Linked DNA regions of Homo sapiens: region 2 is linked to region 1. Evidence: chromatin contacts called from ENCODE Hi-C or POLR2A ChIA-PET data. All regions are on one chromosome and are shown on one strand. Each heading gives the region's core, a stretch centred on a gene start or an enhancer-like site at or near the end of the contact. The rest is flanking DNA. Distances are from core to core; before and after follow the strand shown.

The links. Hi-C counts contacts between places; a loop is a spot of excess contacts on that map. ChIA-PET counts read pairs that join two places held with the same protein, here RNA polymerase II (POLR2A).
Region 2: a loop to region 1 is called in a map of psoas muscle, with 1.8 times the contacts of the local background. The contact joins two enhancer-like sites. A Hi-C loop is called at or near these places in 4 of 168 maps with a recorded cell type or tissue (CD8-positive, alpha-beta T cell, body of pancreas, heart left ventricle and 1 more). POLR2A ChIA-PET finds 5 or more read pairs at or near these places in 5 of 52 experiments (BJ, CD4-positive, alpha-beta memory T cell, MCF 10A and 2 more).

The regions. Positions count from the first base shown.
Region 1 is chr5:143,308,922-143,315,965 of GRCh38, reverse strand. NR3C1 (nuclear receptor subfamily 3 group C member 1) reads left to right here. Exons shown (of 9, transcript NM_000176.3): 3 at 1,798-1,964; 4 at 5,753-5,869. Among named protein-coding and RNA genes, the nearest start is that of NR3C1, 91 kb to the left of the region's middle. Within about 2 kb of position 4,310, at least 5 of the 41 ENCODE cell types and tissues checked have a DNase peak (open chromatin) inside an H3K27ac peak, as active enhancers do.
Region 2 is chr5:143,374,500-143,381,543 of GRCh38, reverse strand. The region is part of intron 2 of NR3C1 (nuclear receptor subfamily 3 group C member 1); the gene reads left to right. Among named protein-coding and RNA genes, the nearest start is that of NR3C1, 26 kb to the left of the region's middle. Within about 2 kb of position 4,288, at least 3 of the 41 ENCODE cell types and tissues checked have a DNase peak (open chromatin) inside an H3K27ac peak, as active enhancers do.

The sequences.
Region 1 (7,044 bases), core at 3,061-5,560:
GGGGCCTTTTCCCAGAATTAGGGTGGTGGGAATGCTGTCCTATTGACTAAGCCTGTTAGGTAAGCAGGCAGTTGGCAAGATTCAGGAAGCTTCATTTGAAGATAGAATTTAGGGCGATCGTTTGGATTTACTGGCTTAATTACTTAAGGTAACATTTATAAAAGAAATTGTCATTCCATTATTATTACCTTTTAACTTTTATTCCTAAACGGAACATTAGCAACAAACTACATTACTTGATAAATGTAATTTCTAACCAGATTGATAACTAGAAAAAAATTTTAAGTTACTTTGCTCTGTGAATTAGTTTAAACATATTTGTAATTGAGACTTACTACTGTTATTGGCTGAAATAAATAAAAGCAAGAGATAATAAAGAATAACAGAGACAACGAACACCCAATTTAAGTTTATTTCTAAGTTCCATCTTTTTTAGAGAAAAGGCAAATTAAGAAAAGTTTAGAGAGAGGTACTAGTATATTTATGAACTTGTATAGATGATAAGCAAAACGGACTTTAATATGTAGAATTCCAGAATCAACAGGTTGCCAGCATCCATGTTTTTGAAGATTTGCTTAAGAACACAACCAAAAATGGAATGGGCAGTCTCTAATTACAAGCAGAAGGCTACAAAATCATTTTAGCTGCATAATACAGTTTTGGTTCTAAAGTCAGCACGTAAGAGGAAAATTCCTTAGGAAAATACAACATTGAAAACCATTGTGTCATGTAATATGAAATGCAATAATTAATTTTTCCTCCAGTAATAGAAAGATCACTGTTTCATTGGTTTATAAAAATATATCTTTATCATTAAATGTGGCAAAATGTTAAGACTTGGTGAATATTGGTGAAAAGTATATATCCATTGTACAATTCTTTCCAATTTTTTTTGAGATTGAAAATTTTTAAAACAACAAATTATCTTTTAAACAGCTAATAATCACTAGACCTGCACTCTTTGTGGTGAGACTATGAAAAATGTTAGAGACCTAGTAAGAGAAGCAGATTCACATTTCTGTCTTCTTCTTCAAGCCAAACAGTCATAGAGTGGAGTGGGCAGAATGGAACTCACTTTTGAAAGCCTAGTGCTTTGTCCAATCTTACTGCAAGCCAGACAGGAAGGTTATAGAAAATGTTTCTGGATCAGTCTTCTCTGAGTCATATGAAATTGTGGTTTCAGCCAAGATGACATTAGGAATTAGAGACATGGGACAAAAACTTTAAGATTGTAAAAAAATTTTGACTCTAGTAGGAAACATGGGTAGAATTGTAATGACACTTGATTGAATTTTAAAAGATGCCTGTATAAGATCTTAAAATTAGGAAAAAAATTATGGCCTAAGCAATTAAAGGCATAGGAGGCATCTTTTTGGGATGATGGAAATATCCTCTCTCCTGATTGTGATAGTAGTTACATGAATATTCATTTAACAAAAACCATAAATTATAGACTTAGAAAACAGTAAATGTTACTGTATGTGACACCTTAATAAACGTGATTATAAAAATAAATCCTAAGCATCTAAAAAAAAAAAAAAAAAGAAGAAGAAGTGAACCAGAACCACACCATTCTATTTTGGAGACACTTCAAAAGAAATGACCTCATTCTTAATTTTGTTTAAAGAAGAATATAACATGATTTGAATATATTTAGCTAGGATATTTTAGTGCCTGCTAGCACTTGAAGCCAGAGTTCACTGTGAGCATTCTGACTATGAAGTGAGAAGCTAAGAGAACTGTATTTTGATATTCCTTTGACAGTTAAATCATAACACTGTTCTTCCCCTTCTTTAGCCCCAGCATGAGACCAGATGTAAGCTCTCCTCCATCCAGCTCCTCAACAGCAACAACAGGACCACCTCCCAAACTCTGCCTGGTGTGCTCTGATGAAGCTTCAGGATGTCATTATGGAGTCTTAACTTGTGGAAGCTGTAAAGTTTTCTTCAAAAGAGCAGTGGAAGGTAGTGTGTGTTTTGAAGAGTTTATTTTTCCTCTACTTGGTTTTCATTTCTCAGGGTGGATTTTGAAATTTCCATTATATGCAAAGCCCATGAAAGGCTAAATATCAGTTAAGAGGGGAGAGGAGGGTGGCTCCTAGGTCCTCTAATGGGCAGGAAAGTATTTAAAACAACAATACAAAAAGATCTAGAATAAAATAGAAAAGTACAAGTTGATGTCTGGGAGTTTGGTCAGGGAGCATAAGGTAACACTATAAGAAAGTGCTATCATATGAAATGATGGTGTTAAGTTTGGGCATAACATAATGTTCATTGTATTAGAAACATGGGCTTTAACTTCCATAAGCTAATAGGTTTCAAAGTCACCAACTTTACTGGCCTGGCAAAAATGAGTCACAGTGAGAACTGTGACAGGAAAAAAAAAAGATATTCATTTCATTTCTTATTCATTTTTTTTTTCTATTAAGCCAGGGCACTGTGCTAAGTGGTATAAATACCAATAAGACCTGATCCTTACCCTCTGGGAAGTCACACTCCACTGAAGTGAAAGATGAGTTAACAATGACAAGGTACAGAGATTATAATATAGATGAGGGAGAGAGAAACTCGGCCTGAGGAGGTCAGGAAAGGTATTTTAGAGAAACTGATTTCACTATATAAATGTTGTATTAACACAAATCTTACTTTGTTATGGATTCAGACTGCTGACAGGGCAACAGCATTATCTCCCTAAAGAATGAGAAATTCATTCCATAGCAAATTTATTAGAAGAGAGTCTAAAATGTCCTAATACTACCAGTGACTCCTCTAGGAAAAAAATTGTCATATAATTTAGTTATTTCTAAAGCAGTTTGAAAGTAGCTTGGCCTAAAGCTCTGATTATATTAATTTTTTAAAGAAACAATTATTCATTCACTGTATGAGGATTATTATTATTTGTCTCATGTTGTGTTTGCATATCCATGAGAGTTAGATGAGTCATTTTCTTTTGTTTTACTTTTTAATACATTAGCAAATTATAAAATTACTCATATTACACCACAAAGATTACAAGGATGGCAGCTTTGGCCAGTGTAGTAGTCCCACCTATTGATTAGAGTCAAAAGTAAAGCCCAGCCCTGCTTTGTGCATTGCTCCTAATAAAGTGGATGTTACTTAACACATACGCAGAAGACAGAAGCGTCTTCGTGTCCTCACTTTACTCCTCACTTTCTTAACTGCTTAAGTATTTCCACGATATAAATGCAGTGATAATAATAATACGGACAGTCCCTGACTTAACGATTTTTCAACTTTTATGATGGTGGGAAAGTGATACGCATTCAGTATGGCTCCTCGACTTACAATGGGGTTGCCTCCAGATAAACCCATTGTGAATTGAAAATATCTTACACTTAGCACTCCATTCTTAATACCTGCTAGAATTATAGATTATCCCTCAAAATTGGCATAGTATAATATGGGTATCAGCAAGTTGTTGCACTTTATTCAGAGCTTTACACTAGGCAGGGGTGGGCTTTACTTTTGACTCTAATCAATAGGTGGGACTACTACACTAGCCAAAGCTGGCATCCTTGTGGTCTCTGTGGAGTAACGTGAGTAGCATTATAATTTACATCCCCCATAACAAATGATCCAAGAGAGTATGTGATCAATGCAGCAGAACTATTGTCTTTTATTATCTGATTTCACATGTAACATGCCATCACTTCTGCCATATTTTATTGGCCACACAGACCAATCTTGGTAAAGGACGGAAAGGGACTGCACAAGACCATGCATTCAAGGAGGCAGAGATCACTGGGGGCCATCTTGGGAGGCTGGCTACCACACCCACCATAAATAGAAAACCAGAATTATTTGCCAAAAATAGACTTTAACCACAAAAATGAATACCATATAAACAAAACAAAGTCACAAAATTTCAGCTGACTTGAAGACTCATCTTTCTATTAGTTAGAAAGGGAATTTACCAAGTAGTAGAAGACACAGGAACTCCAAAATAAGATATCTCATTGTCTTATCAGAAGGGTTGACAGGAAAATGGGCTGGGCACTGTGGCTCAAGGAAAATGGGCTGTGCACTGTGGCTCACACCTATTATCCCAGCAATTTGGGAGGCCAAGATGGGAGGATTGCTTGAGGCCTGGAGTTTGAGACCAGCCTGAGCAACATAACGAGACCCCGTCTCTACAGGAAAAAAAAAAAAAAAAAAAACGTTATCCAGGCATCGCACCTGTAGTCTCAGCTACTCAGGAAGCTAAAGCAGGAGATTCAGGCTGCAAAGAGCTATGACACACCACTGTACTCCAGCCTAGGCAACGTAGCAAGAACTTGTCTAAAAATAAATAAATAAATGAGTCAAGGAATGAATGAATGGATTGACAGGAAATGACTATTAGTTGTACGTGGCCATGTGTTATGAAATAGTGAATACTAGTTAAAACTCCTCATTTTATAGATAAGGAACAGATAGATAGACTTGTCCAACTTCATGCTAATAACCACAAAGGGCTATTTTTAACTTATGAAGGTACATTGCCTCTGATCCTATAGCTCAGAGTCTTAGCTGTGCACAAGACATACCTGGGATAAAGAAATCAAGATTGGCGTAATGTGCACATCCTGACATTTCAGTTGGATATAAACAAAACTTTGGAATTTTTCATTTTTAGCAGTGGGTGATTTTTTTTCTTTTTTTCTTCCAGTAACTGTAGGACAGTGATTTAGAGATTCCTTATAGGGTATAACTTTTTTGTATTATAACCACTTCATCAATAGATGTATCTGTTGATCGTACTTTTGATTTATAGGGGATAGAATTGGGTTAGTGCTTCCATTTTCTGTCCAAGTAAAGAAGCTAGGATATTTATAGAGTACAAAAAGAAATTGAAACAGCTGGTACAGATATTTGGCATTGGAGAGCAGCTCTGAACAAAGGTGAATTATAGTCTAGTGGTCAATTTTGTGGCCTATTCTTTACAAAGAATTGAACCTGATACAGTTAACCATCTACCCCAAACTATTATTTGTTTAAAACACAATCTATTGGCTGGGCGTGGTGGCTCATGCCTGTAATCCCAGCACATCGGGAGGCCGAGGCGGGTGGATCACGAGGTCCTGAGATCGAGACAATCCTAGCCAACATGGTGAAACCCTGTCTCTACTAAAAATATAAAAATTAGCCAGGCGTGGTGGCGTGCACCTGTAATCCCAGCTACTCGGGAGTCTGAGCCAGGAGAATTGCTTGAACCTGGGAGGCAGAGGTTGCAGTGAGGTCATGCCACTACACTACTACACTCCCAGCCTGGGCGACAGAGCGAGACTCCATCTCAAAAAAATAAAAATAAAAAAACATAATCTATCAAACTGTGTAAAACACAGTTTATCAAAAAAGTAGTTACCCTTGGTGGGTACTGGCTGGAATTGGGCAGAAAGGGGGCCTGTTGGGGTACTGTTCTGTTTCTTGATCTGAGAGCTGATTACATAAAGGTTCTTGGTTTGTAAAAATTTATTAAATGGTTCACTGATTTGTGTACTTTTTTTATATGTGAATACTGCAATAAGGTTTTTTATTGCACTGTTTTCAGTTTGTTGAACAGAAAAAGGGAGACTCTTTTTGTTGTTTTTGACCTCTCGACCTCATAATGGCAATGTAGGCAAGAACATTCCCTCAAGGCAATACCTGTGGGTGTCTTGGTTATATTCCACCGGAAACAAAGACAGAGGCTGTCCTTATAAAATATGTTTGAAGACCTGTGAAACTTTAATAGTGCCTTTTATTCCATATAGGACAGCACAATTACCTATGTGCTGGAAGGAATGATTGCATCATCGATAAAATTCGAAGAAAAAACTGCCCAGCATGCCGCTATCGAAAATGTCTTCAGGCTGGAATGAACCTGGAAGGTAATATAAATATCTGAAAGCAATTGTTTGTCTCTGTAGCTTATAAAAATTTATCATTTTACTTTTGAAGATACACGTAAGCAGATGTAATTAATGTAGTCAGTTCAGTATATATATGCTTGACTAGCATAATGTTACTGCCCAATAAAAATGGGAAATTTTTTTCATGAATATGTCATATTGTTTGTTTATCCACCAGTTCTTCTTACACACACTGAATTCAGTACAGCCAGACTATATACAAAGAAAGGAAATTATGTAATAATGAAACTTACACAACATGCAGCAACTTTATTATTCTTACTCCTTTTTTCAGCCTCAAAACTATTCCCTAGGGTTGGAAATGTTTCTGTATCAGACATATTTACATGTCCATTTTTCTGTTTGCCTTTTAAAAGCATACCTTTTACTTGGAGATCTGTGTTTTATTACAGATCTTCAAGCGGGGGGTGGTGGGAAAAAAAAAACCTCAAGGAAGAACTGGATGGGTTTTGTTTTGGTTTTCAAGTAAAGAAGAAACCTGGGCCGGGTGCAGTGGCTCACGCCTGTAATCCCCGAAGTTTGTGAGAATCCTTCTGTCTAGTTTTTATGTGAAGATATTACCTTTTCCACCGTAGGCCTCAAAGCGCTCCAAATATCCACTTGCAGATTCTATAAAATGAGTGTTTGAAAAACTGCTCAATCAAAAGAAACGTTCAACTCCATGACCTGAATGCACACAACAGTGAGAAGTTTCTGAGAAAGTTTCTTGGTCTCCCCGCACTTTGGGAGACCAAGGCAGGCGGATCACGAGGTCAAGAGATCAAGATCATCCTGGCTAACATGGTGAAACCCTGTCTCTGCTAAAAACACAAAAATTAGCGGAGCGTGGTGGTGTCACCTGTAGTCCCAGCTACTCAGGAGGCTGAGGCAGGAGAATCACTTGAACCCGGGAGGCAGAGGTTGCAGTGAGCCGAGATCACACCACTGTACTCCAGCTTGGCGACAGAGCAAGACTCCGTCTTGGAAAAAAAAAAAAAAAAAGAAACCTGAAACTAGTTATAAGTTAGAGTTTCATATCCCTGTTTATATAACAAGTTGTATAATTAACACTGATCTCAGCATTAAAAAATTTTCCTCTGAAAAAAGTTTGGAATTCTGCTGTGGTTGAAATTGCAAGTTCTGTGAAGGTAGTG
Region 2 (7,044 bases), core at 3,039-5,538, 66 kb before region 1:
TAATTTGAAGTCAGATAATGTAATTCCTCCAGTTTTATTTTTTTTGTTCAGGATGGCTTTGGCTATTCCGGGGCTTTTGTGGTTCCATATAAATCCTATGATTTTTTTTTTCTATTTCTGTGAAGAATGTCATTGATATTTATTAATAAAGATTGCATTGAATCTGTAGATTGCTTTGGGTAGTATGGACATTTTAACAATATTGATTCTTCCAATCCATGAGCATGGACTATCTTTCTTTTTTTGTGTGTCCTCTTCAATATTTTTCCTCAGTGTTTTATTGTTTTCATTGTAGAGCTCTTTCACTTCTTTCGTTGAGTTTATTCCTAGGTGTTTTATTTTATCTGTAGCTATTGTAAATGAGATTACTTTCTGATTTCTTTTTTAGATTGTCCTCTGTTGGCATCTAGAAATGCCACAGATTTTTGTATGTTGATTTTGTATCCTGTAACTGTACTGAATTTATCTGTTCTAATATTTTTTTGGTGGAGTCTTTAGGCTTTTCCAATAAGATCATACAGTCTGCAAACAAGAATAATTTGACTTCTTCCATTCCATTTTGGATTCCCTTTATATCTTTCTCTTGTCTGATTACTCTAGGTAGGTCTTCCAGTACTTCCAGTTGAATAACAGTGGGCACTCTTGTCTTGTTGTAGATCTTAGAAGAAAGGCTTTCAGTTTTTCCCCATTCAGTATGATACTAGCTGTCAGTTTGTTGCAGATGGCATAACTTTCAAACTAATTGATTATAGTTAGGAAGTGGATACTTTAACTTGTGGTACCATTATCAGATTTATATTTCGGCCATAAGCTTGAAGAGGAGCTGAAAAATGCATATGTGATGCATATGCTTCCTATTTGGCTCTCTTCTCCCACCCCCCTGCCCTATAATCCACACAAGTTCCTCTCTCAGTCACTCATCAACTACTTGAACCTCTGAGGAACTTGGGGTTAAGGTAAATTAGAATAAAACTGTCTGAAGAAGAGCAAGCCTTTCATGTCTTGAGAAATTCTTGGGGTTTTAGAAATAACTTCATTGCTTTTTTTCTCCAGTTACTTTGGCTTCTTCTTAAAGAGAATACTAACACTTTGAACGTCATAATACTAAGGTTCTGCCTCTTCAAATAAAGACTTTAAAAAAAAATGGTTTTTGTATGATTCAGTGTGAATTAAATCCCACAGTGTAAAGGACTTTACTTTCTTAATGTAGATTTTCAAATACACAATTACTGATGTTTATAAGTAGATTTATTACACCAAAGCACCTAGCAAATTCTTGAATGGATCAGGTCTTATTTTTCAGTCTTACTTTGCAAATTTAAGTCAAATAATTAAGGATTTGTTAAATATTTGTCTTAATATCAAGCTTTTGCATATCGGGGCCCTCTTTTATAAGCTTTATAAGCAATCTTTTGTTTTCTCTGCTTGCTCAAAGTAGCTATGTTTGTTGTATCTGTTAGTATTTGCTCTATAACAAACATACTGGGTGCCTTCCCACTTAGATTTGGCAATTATCACTCCTGTAAATGAGATATTACATAAGATAGGAAAAAGAACAGTATCTTTCCAAGAAGAATAGTATCCTTCCATATTAACAGTTTAGAGCTGACTGCTTTTAAAATTTAGTGGCTTTAAAATAACAACCATTTATTATTCTTCATGAGTCTACAAATGAGGTGGGCAGTTCTGCTGATCTGGCCAAGCTGAACTTATCTCAGCTGGGCACATTCAGCGTATCTGCTGTCAGTTGGCTGGTTGGCTGTAGCAATGAATGGTGAAAGTAGGCTGCCCTTAACTTTTTCACACAGTAGCATTAGAGTTACAAAAGAACCAGCAGAACCATGCAAAACTCTTTAAGACCTAGGCTTGGAACAACTATATTTCTACCACATTCTATTGGTCAAAGCAAATCACGGGGCTAGTCTAGATTCAAGTGGGTGGAGGAGCTGCAATTACACTGCAAAGGAGTGTGACTGTAGGGAGAGGTGTTTTTTTATTTTTATTTTTTTGCGATTTGTCACAGTAGTTGTAGGAATCAGGTGTATTTAAAATTCTGATCCTTCTGTGATATCCGAATTGTTCATGAACCTTGCCTCTGGTGGAAAGGCAGAATCATTGTGACAGAAGGATAAAATCTTGGAATTTAGAGACTAACAAAGGTTCAGATTCCAGCTCCATCACTTATTTCTGCAATCCTGCAGAAGTTAATCTTCCTGATAGGCATTCAGTAATGATTGATTCACCTGAACCTCAGATTCTTTATGTATTTTAAAGAAAGGGCTAGGTAAATGCAAAGCACTTATGTAACTGCTTTTATTATTGCAAACCTGGCTCCCACACTCCATTCAAGGTGTAAGACTCAGTGTCTTCCTTGAATTAAAAAGGAAGAGAAAGTGTGTTAGGGAAAGGAAGAGAAATATTTGACTAATTGTGGCCCCAATAAAGTGACCACTCACTGGGGGTATTTTCCTGTAAGAAAAGAATGGTTGAGGCTCAGAGTTAAGAGATACAAATCCAAAAGTCTCCTTGGGGTAGGATTCCCTGTGATTCATGGGTTGAGAGGTGTAACATTAGACACAGTCCCAGTCTAGATTTTTTTTTTAAAGAATTGTAGTCCATCCTATACACACTGGGTGCCTTAATACTATATGTGGCAATTATCACTCCTATAAATCAGGTTTTACATAAGATAGGAAAAAGAACAGTATCATTCCACATTAACAATTGAAAGATGACTGCTTTTAAAAAATTAAAAGGGCCATATAGAAATAAAATCACATAAATTTCTTGTGTTAAACATAGTTGTCATATTGGATGAGGACTAAACACCTAAATTCATCCAACTAGTAGTAATAGAAAAGATGAAACACACACACAGTAAAACTAGATTAATTTAATTTATACAAAGGGCCAGATATCTCAGAATTCAGACAGTCAGAGATGTTGACTAGAGTTAATGCCTCTTTTAGGAGAGGTACCAGGTAAGTGTTCTCAAAGAACTGGAAACTGAGACCACCACCTCTGGCATTATCTATTTGTGAACACAAGCAAGTCTGAATTTTTCCGCACCATAGCTACCTTTCATGTAAGCTTCTTTTCTTAGAAGAAAAGAAGGTAACATTTGGGTGTAATTTTTTATTAAGGGTGAAATTTAGTGTAGAGAGTAAAGGCATTTGGCATAGAAGCCCTTAGTTTTTTTTGTTTTTAAGTTGAACTGCCAGCCTTTATGGATTGCAGTCTTCGCTGTTTTGATTGACATTTCCCAATTCATTTTGTATTATTTATTTTTTTAAGAGACAGGGTCTCACTCTGTTACCCAGGCTGGAGTGCAATGGGGCAAACTTGGATCACTGCAGCCTTGAACTCCTGGGCTCAAGCAATCCTCCCACCTCAGCCTCCCAAGTAGCTTGGACTATAGGTGTGCACCACCATCCTTGGCTAATTTTTTAAATCTTTTGTAGAGACAGGGTAGTGCTCTGTTGCCCAGGCTGGTCTCACATTCCTGGCCTCAGTTGATGCTCTGGTCTCAGCCTTCCAAAATGCTGGGATTACAAGTGTGAGCCACTGCACCTGGCCCCCAATTTCATCCTTTACAAAGACTACTTTCAACCATAAATCAACGGAAACTTCAGCTCCCTCAGACATATTTGGGATCCAAGGATATTTTCCCAAATGATTAATGCTAATTTCATATCAATACATTTTTGCAAAACCTACAAAAATGGACTAGTAAAGAAAGACTCTTAATTTGGGAAAGACAGTTACTTGGAGAGAAGAGAAACTTAAGAGGCAGGTCGAGTTCAGTGTTCAGAAATGAGAGGATCATAAAGAGATAGCCATAAAAATGTTTCTCCCTATATTGCCTGCTGATAGGGTGTATCAGTGAAGGTCTTACTAAGGACCTTGTACCTTTTCAGCGCTGCACTGCGTGCTCATAGGGAGGAAAGATAAATCATGTGTTTTTTCTGACCTCAAAGGAGCCTGTATCTGGCTAGAGAGACATGATGCAGACACATGAAATAATTAAGAAACAATTAACTGTAGCAGGTGCTGAAGAATATACCAGGAGGTCAGAGAATGGTAGAGCTAGTGTGGGCGAAGGTATAGCCCAGAGCATCATCAGATGATTCTTCCTTATGCAAATTCACATCTCCTCTGGGTCAAGTATCATCCTGGCATGCAGCAGCTCCATAGGTAATGCCCTAAGGCTAGCCTGAGGCAAGTTGCAAAAGCCATCATATTGAGTCATGGCCTTTTTTTGTGTGGGGGGAGGGGAATGGCATCCCCTTCCTGTCTGCCAAATCAAGGAATACAGTGCCCTCCTAAACCTGCTTTGTTTTAGTGGATTGTTAAAAAGAAGTGAATGAATTTATGCTTCATTAGGGAAAGGTTACAGTGGAATACTGAGGAGTAAGGGGTATTTCTATTTAACAAATGACATAACTTGAAGGAATGAAATCATAAGGATGGAATTTCAGGCATTAATAAAAAGCTGATGAGAGATACTTTGAGACAAAAGAGCCTTCCCAGTGTAACCGAGATCACAGCACCTACTTCACATACACAGGAAACCAGTCCTATCTGTCTCTCCCATAGAGCAGTAGCTGCCTTGTTTTTCCTCCCTCCTCCATCATTCATTCTAAATCTCCAGTCCTCCACCGCACCTTATCCAAACCCTGATACCCTTAAGTCACAGATGGTGAATCAGTCAAAAGTAGTATTAAAAACTAGTGGTACACAGCTACACCTGGAATGCAGTAAGAAAAATACGGATTTCTGTACATCATCTTCCCTCCCTGCTCTTACCCCCATTTAAGAGTTACAGGGTCAGAACCCAAGAGTCTGAGTTTTTGAAAGTCCCTAAAAATTTTGGATGATCACCTACATTTAGAACCACTGCACTAAGAAGGACAACAAATATGCCAATAAATTCTGTTGCCAAGGAGGTGATTATGCAAGCTGGAACCCTGATAACATGAGGAGAATCCCACAATAGCCAAATAGTCCATGTACTAGTTACATTATAATAAAGCCAAAAGCAGCAGGCCTACCTGACTTTCTCCTGAGGTCTATCATGAGCTTAGAGAGAAGGAACGTGGACATATAGAGGTAGCTCTAGATGGAGAAGGGCACTAGGTGTCATGGAAAGAATCATGTGCAAGAAGTAAAGAGGTGCTCTGAATGTCCTAGCCCTGCTTAGGTGTCTGTGTCCTCACATGAGAATTTATCCACAGTTCTTTCCCGCTGTAACAATCTTTGGTTCCAACTGCATTTGTGAGACAGCAAAAAGCTATGGTCCAGTCTCCTTCCATTGTATCATCTCATCAATGTATTTCTCCCACTACCCTTGTGTGAAATACAAACTTTTTTGGCTTATTGTGATTATGCAAGGTGTATGCCAACTTTTTTTTTTTCTCCACATCTTTCAGCTTTCTGATGGGTAAAAATTTTCCTTATTTTGCTTTAGAAAAATTCTCATTGGCATAGATCTAATTTCAGGGAGCCTCCCTTGAAAGCTAAATAACATTGAGAATTCATGAAAATATAATGTAGAGCATTATGCCTGTTAGCATATTAGTTTAAATAGAAGTGGTTCATGAAAATTTTTGAAATGCCAGACCCTGTCCTGTGTTTTGTATTCTCCCAAATACTCATCCAGATACTGTTCAGAATGTAACATGATTATTTTGAAATAAAGATTTTCCCCTAGTTTTTAAAAAAGTTACTTTATACATTAACCCTTATGTTCCTCTTTGATCAATTTTTCCAGTAGTGTAAACAGTCTTCAGGGAAGTAGATTTCTTACAGAAATTGTCAAGTGGCTCTCTGCTGTTAGCATGGTTACTAATCTTTTGGTTACTTTTCATATTTTTTATACTTTCTGGAAGTGGACAACTTACTTGTAAATAAAAGTGCATAATTTGTATTAAAAATTTTTAGTAACAATCTAATTTGTAAAATAGATGTGAGCAGCATGAATGTGTGTGATATGCGTACATACGAATTATGTCTCTTAAAAATGTATCACAGACATCTTTCCGTGTCCAAACAAATCTACCTCATTCTTTCTAATAGCCATATGGGTATACCATAATATATTTAACTAGGCCCCTATTAAAAGAATTTTGACTCTTTTGTAGCTACTATAGTGTTGCAGTGTGTATCTGTGTATGTATCTTTGTGTGTGTATCTTTGTACGAGTGTACATATATTTTCCCCTTGGCTATTTCAGATTTTTTTTTAGGTTTAAATCTTAGGAAAGGTTTTGAAATTGTCTTAAGTATTTTCAGAAGCATTAAATCATGGTTTTTTTACATTTTTCTTTTAGAAGTTTTATGTCATCTCTATGAGTAGCTTTCAGTAATTTGTTCTGCATAAAATTCCCGAAAACTTCCATTTAAAAATAGGTGGCATGACTAGACTTTCTCAGCCGAAAGAGTGAGGTCCCAGGAAGGATTTTGGAGAAGCTGTGTTCAAATATAGCTGCTGACCTGATGTCTGCCTAGAGTCTGGCAAGGTGATGTGTTGAATCTAGTGTCTGCCTGCATGCCAGCATCCCTTTACTGATGAGATTTGTGGTTTTCATCACTTCATGGTAATCATCCCAAGTTATAAGATGGAGTCTCTAGAAAATCAGTAGAGTATGAAGGCCCAAGTAAAATACATGTGAGTGCATGTATGTGTGCATACAAATTACTTCTCTTAAAAACGTATCCTGGGCATTTAAAGAATGAGGACCTCCGAAGGATTTTGTGGAAGCTGTGTTCAAGTACAGCTGCTGAGCGTATGTCAGCCTGGAGCCTGGCAAGGTGAAGTGTTGAATCTAGTGTCTTTTTGACTCACTGTTTTTTTTGACTCACTGTGCTTTGAAGCCCTTGTCATTTGGGCTCATAAAATAGATTTCTGTATACTGTCTCTCCTCCCTGCCCTCGCCCCCATTTAAAAGTATAGTGGCAGAACCCAAGAATCAGAGTTACTAAAAACTCTCTAGAAAATTTGGATGATCACCCACCTGATCATGTCTTTTTTACTCACTATGTTTTT